Linked DNA regions of Homo sapiens: region 2 is linked to region 1. A link is an interaction called in ENCODE POLR2A ChIA-PET data of the cell type or tissue named here. Cell type or tissue: PC-3. All regions are shown on one strand. Each heading gives the region's core, and the rest is flanking DNA. Links, peaks and the distances in the headings are about the cores only.

Region 1 (4,160 bases), core at 913-3,412:
CCCGGTCGATTAAATGTTTTACCCAGACATCTTGGAGTCCTGTTCAACTTAAAATATTGTGTGTAGTCTTTACTGCATTAGAACTTAGAAATAATAGCTAATATCTGTTAAGCATTTGCTATTTGCCAAGTACTGTGTTAAGCATTTTGCACATATTTTTATTTAATTTTTTTTTTTTTTTAGTAGAGATGGGGCCTCACTATGTTTCCAGGGCTCAAGCGATTCTCCCACCTTGGCCTCCCAAAGTGCTGGGATTACAGGCATGAGCCACTGCGCTCAGCGTTGCACGTACCTTATTTGTTTACTTTCAGCAGCAGCCCTATGTGGTAGTTTTATCCCCATTTTAATAGATGAGGAGTCTGTGGTTTGGAGAGATTAAGTAATTTGCCCAAGGTCACATGCTAGAATTTGGCACATCAGGGATTCAAATCCAGGTGTGGAGTGCAGTGGCCTGATCAGGGCTCACTTCAGCCTCAATCTTATGGGCTCAAGAGATCATCCTGCCTCAGCCTCCCCAGTGGCTGAGACTACAGGCACACGCCACCACGCTGGGCTAATTTTTGTTGTTGTTAGTAGAGATAAGGTCTGCGTATGTTGTCCAGGCTGATCTCAAACTGTTGAGCTCAAGTGATCCTCTCACCTCGGCCTCCCAAAGTGCTGGGATTGCAGGCATAAGCTACCGCGCAGGGCAGCATTAGCACTCTTAAATAGTATTCTGACCCTCAAAAGTGTTGATTTAATGAAAGATCAAGATGATTCATAACCAGATGCCACTCTTATTCATAGTCTTCATGTTGGCTTTTATTTGGGGCAGGAAAAAAGAAACAAGAAAAACAAACTCCCACTTAATTTTTCCCTAATTATTATTTCCAGATGAATTTATCTTCTGAATAAAGGAATTTATTGTCTCAATTTCCTGTCTTACTGGGCATTATGTTGAATTTCACTGACTCTTTTCTTATGTCACTCTCCTAGCTATTTATTTTGTTTAGACACAATACTCTGAACAAACCTAAATCTGACATTTTAGAAGCAAGAATACAATTTTTGGGGGGAAATTAGAGTTACTAATTTAACTGGGTCATAGAGATGTATTATTACTGTGATTTCTAAAGAAGATTATGTTTTCTTTGAATTGTGCTCTTTTCAGATTTTGAGATTTTTAATAATTCACTGGAAGTGTGACATAGATGTATCAAAGGGAGCATTGCTAGAAGGGCAGCTAGTGATTTCCATAGAAGGATTAAATTCTAAGCACCAGGCAAATGCTCTTCATTGTGTAACAACTAGTAAGTAGAGAAAGAAAAAATATTTTCTATCTCTTTTGTCATGGTTTATGTCGTAGCTTATTTAAAAATTTCAATTAGAATCTTTTATCATGTTATTCCAGGATTGTTCCATAATTATAAAATGAAATGATTATGTAATAAGTGTCTGGTGGTAGATTTACAAATGTATCATACAGGAAAGGTGAGTAGTTGAATGACTCTTACCATAGATTATTTATTTTACTGGTTTAAGTTAAAATTGCTCAGAAACAATCTTATTTTTCTCTTGATTTTAATCTACTTTGTCACAGCTAAATTATATTACATTGAGCTTTACCTACTTTTTTTTTCCCAAGTCTAAATTTTGGCAGTAGCAAAAAAAAAAAAAAAAAAGGAAAAATGATGAATGGTGCATACTGTGATTAGTTTGAAAATATCTCTTCCATTTGGCTTTCATGCTTTTATCATTTTTGCCTGTTGTCTTTGAGGGAAACCTGATGCAGTGAGTGGCTCTGAAGCATGAATTTTCTTAAACTTGAAGTGTTAGCTTTTTGTGTGTGTGTGTGTGGTGTGTGTGTGTGTAGGTTTATTGAAGGGTACTTTGGATTGAAGTTGCCCCTTCAGGCTTAGAGAAGTCACTTGGGCACCAAGTTGAGATTGGATAGTGAACTAGGCTTTACAAGACATTTGCTTACCTGAACAGGAATGACCTGTCTTGTCTTTGTGTATTAATATTAAACATCTTCAAGAGCAGTATGACAGGTTGGTTTGCTCTTACTCTGCATGAACTGCACTCTGACTGGCAGGGTTCCCACCACTCTTGAGAGAAATGCTTGGCTACGTGTCTAGGGTGATGGTTGGTCTGTGTGTGGTTGTAATAGTCTAATCCAATAAACTCTGGCCAGGGTAGCAAGGTTGATTTAATTCAAAGCAAAGGACTTTAGCCACAGTAGTTTTTGGCAAGAAACTCGATTCTGCATTTTGAGCCTGATGAACTTCTTTAGCCCACCTAGAATAGGGGGCATTTCTCTTCTCTTTATTGTCTCTGAGCTTTAAGTAATTATGGTTATAATTATTTATTTATTTATTTAGAGATGGAGTCTCACTCTGTCGCCCAGGCTGGAGTGGCGCAATCTGGGCTCACTGCAACCTCTGCCTCCTGGGTTCAAGCAATTCTGCCTCAGCCTCCTGAGTAGCTGAGATTACAGGCAGCTGCCACCATGCCTGGCTAATTTTGTGTGTGTGTGTATTTTTAATAGAGATGGAGGTTTCACCATATTGGCCAGGCTGGTCTCAAACTCCTGACCTCAAGTGATAGTGATCCACCTGCCTCTGCCTCCCAAAGGGCTGGGATTACAAACGTGAGCTACCGCACCCAGCCTATGTTTATATATTTTTTTTGGGTAGGAAACGTGGTGATACATGCTTGATAAAAAACATTACAGAAACATATATTGTGGAGAGTGAGACTTTCTACACATCTCACGCCTTTGAGATGATTATTAACATTGAGTATATATTCTAGATTTTCCTTTTTCCCCCTACTTGCCAAGGATAATCTGTCTTCTAGATTTTTCTATGCCTACGTTCTTAGTTATCAATATCCATTTTTTAGAACTAGAACTATACTATACATATGACTGTGCTATGTACCAGTACTTTGTGGGCAGCATTTCATGTTAGCATAAGGGATCTATTTCATTTTTTTTGTAAAAAAATGTACACTTATTTAGTTTTAGTTTTTGTCAGTTACACACACATATGGTTTTGGCTGGGTGTAGTGGCTCATGCCTGTAACACCAGCACTTTGGGAGTCTGAGGTGGGCAGATCACATGAGGTCAGGGGTTCGAGATCAGCTGTCCAAAATGGAGAAACCCTGTCTCTACTAAAAATATAAAAATTAGCGGGTTGTGGTGGCACACACCTGTAATCCCAGCTACTCGGGAGGCTGAGGCATGAGAATCACTTGAACCTGGGAGGACAGAGGTTGCAGTGAGCCAAGATCGCACCACTGCACTCCAGCCTGGGTGACAGAGTGAGACTCCATCTCAAAACAAACAAACAAAAAACCCGACAGTACCCTGCGTGCTTCCCCCATCTCTCCCTTCCCATCTTTCTCCCTCCTAGAGGCTAATACTTTTAACTCTGTTAATTGATTATTTAATATTTATCTTTGATCTAAGTAACATGTTTGTGTTGTTGTATCTTTTTTTTTTCCCCCAAATATGGTCTCACTCTGTCACCCAGGCTGGAGTGCAGTGGCACAATCATAGCTCACTGTAACCTTAAATGCCTGGGCTCAAATGATCCTCCTAACTCAGCCTCCTGAGTAGCTAGGACTACAGGCATGTGCTACCATGCCTGGTTGTTTTATTTTTGTATTTTTCTAGAGACAGGGTCTCTTGCTATGTTGCCCAGGCTGGTCTGAAACCCCTGGGCTCAAGCAGTCCTCTCACTTTGGCCTCCCAAAGTGCTGGGATTGCAGGTGTTAGCCACCACGCCTGGCCAAGATGTTATTTATTTATTTATTAATTTAGAGACAGGGTCTTACTCTGTCACCCAGGCTGGACTGCAGTGGTGCAATCACTGCTCACTGCAGCCTTGACCCCCTGAGCTCAGGTGATCCTCCCACCTCAGCCTCCTGAGTAGCTGGGACTACAGGCATGTGCTACCATGCCTGACTAATTTTTGTTTTGTTTTGTTTTTGTTTTTTGAGGCAGAGTCTCACTCTGTCACCAGGTTGGAGTGCAGTGGCGCCAGGATCTCGGCTGGCTGCAACCTCTGCCTCCCAGATTCAAGCGATTCTCCTTTCTCAGCCTCCCAAGTAGCTAGGACCACAGGTGTGCACCACCACGCCCAGCTAATTTTTGTATTTTTAGTAGAGACCAGGT
Region 2 (2,500 bases), core at 1-2,500, 120 kb before region 1:
GCAAGAGGATTGCTTGAACTCAGGAGTTGGAGGTTATAGTGAACTATGATCATGCGACTGCACTTCAGCCTGTATGACACAGCAAGACCCTGTCTCAAATAAACAAACAAACAAATGCCTTGCTCAGCTAGCTGAGGCAGGCTTTGGGCTGACCTTGAGGGATTTATTGTCTGGGAGGCAGGACCTACCTCAGTGAGCGAGTTTATATGAATAAGTATTGATAGGCAAATGGTAGGTAAGGAGGGAGAGGATGTGGCAGTAATCCCAGGTAGTTAAATTTTTTGGAGAAATGATTTGATTTAAAAACCGACTTGGGGCAGGTGTCATGGCTCACGTTTGTAATCCTAGCACTTTGGGAGGCCGGGGTGGTTGGATCCTTTTGAGTCCAGGAGTTCAAGACCAGCCTGGGCTACATGGGTAAACTTCATCTGTACAAAAAATAAAAAACTAGCCAGCCGTGGTGGTACGTACCAGTAGTGCCTGTAGTCCAGCTGAGGCTGGAGGATCTCTTGAGCCTGGGAGGTGGAGTTTGCAGTGAGCTAAGATCATGCCACTGCACTCCAGCCTGGGCAACAGAGTAAAACCCCGTCTGAGGAAAACATAAAAACAACAACAAAAAAGTAAACCGACTTGGTATAGACAAGAGTGACTGTTGTCTCTTTAATCAGTTTAAGTTTTTTTTTTTTTTTTAAGAGGGTCTCACTGTGTTGCCTAGGCTACACTTGAACACGTGGCTCAAGTGATCTTCCTACCTCAGGCTCCCAAGTAGCTGGGACTACAGGAGGTTTCCTGAATTTGAATCCTGGCTCTCCCTCTTCTTGGCTGTGTGATCTTGGACATATTAGGAACGCTGCCTCTATTTTGTTACCTATAAAATGAGGATAATAGCTAACTACAGTAAATTAAATATATTAATACAACAAACTAAATTTATATTAGTGTAGCCAACACAATTATATTAATCTTCATAGCAATTCACGTGTTAGCTATTTCTTTTTTTTTTTTTTTTAAGATGGAGTCTTGCTCTTGTCACCCAGGCAGGAGTACAGTGGCGCAATTTCAGCTCACTGCAACCTCTGCCTCCTGGGTTCAAGTGATTCTCCTGCCTCAGCCTCCCTAGTAGATGGGATTACAGGCGCCCGCTATCACGCCCAGCTAATTTTTGTATTTTTAGTAGAGACAGGATTTCACCATGTTGGCCAGGCTGGTCTTGAACTCCTGACCTCAGGTGATCCACTTGCCTCGGCCTCCCAAAGTGCTGGGATTGCAGGTGTGAGCCACCATGCCCTGCCAACATTAGCTATTTCTTTTTTTTTTTGAGTCGGAGTCTTGCTCTGTCGCCCAGGCTGGAGTGCAGTGGTGCGATCTTGGCTCACTACAAGCTCCGCCTCCCGGGTTTACGCCATTCTTCTGCCTCAGCCTCCCGAGTAGCTGGGACTACAGGTGCCTGCCACCACCTCGCCTGGCTAATTTTTGTATTTTTGGTAGAGATGGGGTTTCACCGTGTTAGCCAGGATGGTCTCGATCTCCTGACCTCGTGATCTGCCCGCCTTGGCCTCCCAAAGTGCTTGGATTACAGGCGTGAGCCACTACGCCTGGCCAACATTAGCTATTTCTAAACCTATTTTGGAAATATGGGAGTTGAGGCTGTTGGTTAAGTGACTATTCTTTTTTTTTTTTTTGATGGAGTCTCGTGTCACCCAGGGAGGAGTGCAGTGGTGCGATCTTGGCTCACTGCAACCTCCTGGGTTCAAGCAATTCTGCCTCAGCCTCCTGAGTAGCTGGGACTACAGGGATGCACCACTACACCCAGCTAATTTTTCTATTTTTAGTAGAGATGGGGTTTTACCATATTGGCCAGGCTGGTCTCGAACTCCTGACCTCAAATGATCCTCCCACTCGGCCTCTCAGAGTGCTGGGATTACGGGTGTGAGCCACCATGCCTGGCCATTCTTAAGATCAAATGGCTACAAAGTTGGTGGCTCAAGGAACTGAACCAGACATTGGAACCATCTAGGGCTTTGTTTATAATCGTTATGCTATACGGCTGTTGGGAGAGTCAAATGAGGACATGTGACACGTGTATGTAGTCACTTCTCATGAAATGTTAGCCATCTCATATAAATGAGTTAGAACATTCTGGGGACACTGGGATGGCCTAGTAGAGCAGCACACAGCTGATCCAAAGATTTTGGATATAGGTGTGAGTGCAGCACATACTTCTAGTAGTGAAGGCAGTGAATATTTGTAATTAGCGATACCTAGAAGTGATTTGGCTACTGTACCACATCAATTTTGGCCACCTCCAGTCTCTGGCAATACTATTTTGTGTCCTGGGAGCAATTCTTGTGGATATGGAGAATAAAGGTTATTGATAGTGTAGGGGATTTTCAAAGACATTAAGGAAGGCTAAGAGGTTGCATTGGCTGTAGGATTGGAGGCCTAGGAAGCCTTCTGCCTGATGCCCATTGAACATCCCTGGAGAATGCTGGATTTTTAG

Evidence for each region. ChIA-PET counts read pairs that join two places held together with the same protein. Peaks named below come from ENCODE experiments on the same cell type or tissue, not always from the same donor. Only the 100,000 strongest peaks of a DNase experiment are listed, where the experiment ranks them.
Region 2: POLR2A ChIA-PET joins it to region 1 with 11 read pairs; 8 of 35 experiments call an interaction of 5 or more read pairs at or near these places.

The regions. Positions count from the first base shown.
Region 1 is chr11:66,747,229-66,751,388 of GRCh38, forward strand. The region is part of intron 1 of TOP6BL (TOP6B like initiator of meiotic double strand breaks); the gene reads left to right. Among named protein-coding and RNA genes, the nearest start is that of TOP6BL, 4.5 kb to the left of the region's middle. In PC-3, for the core only: no CTCF peak of the experiment used is centred there; a DNase peak (open chromatin) is centred at 2,073; H3K4me3 peaks cover 853 bases; H3K27ac peaks cover 890 bases.
Region 2 is chr11:66,629,985-66,632,484 of GRCh38, forward strand. The region is part of intron 1 of RBM14-RBM4 (RBM14-RBM4 readthrough); the gene reads left to right. Among named protein-coding and RNA genes, the nearest start is that of RBM4, 7.5 kb to the right of the region's middle. In PC-3, for the core only: no CTCF peak of the experiment used is centred there; no DNase peak of the experiment used is centred there.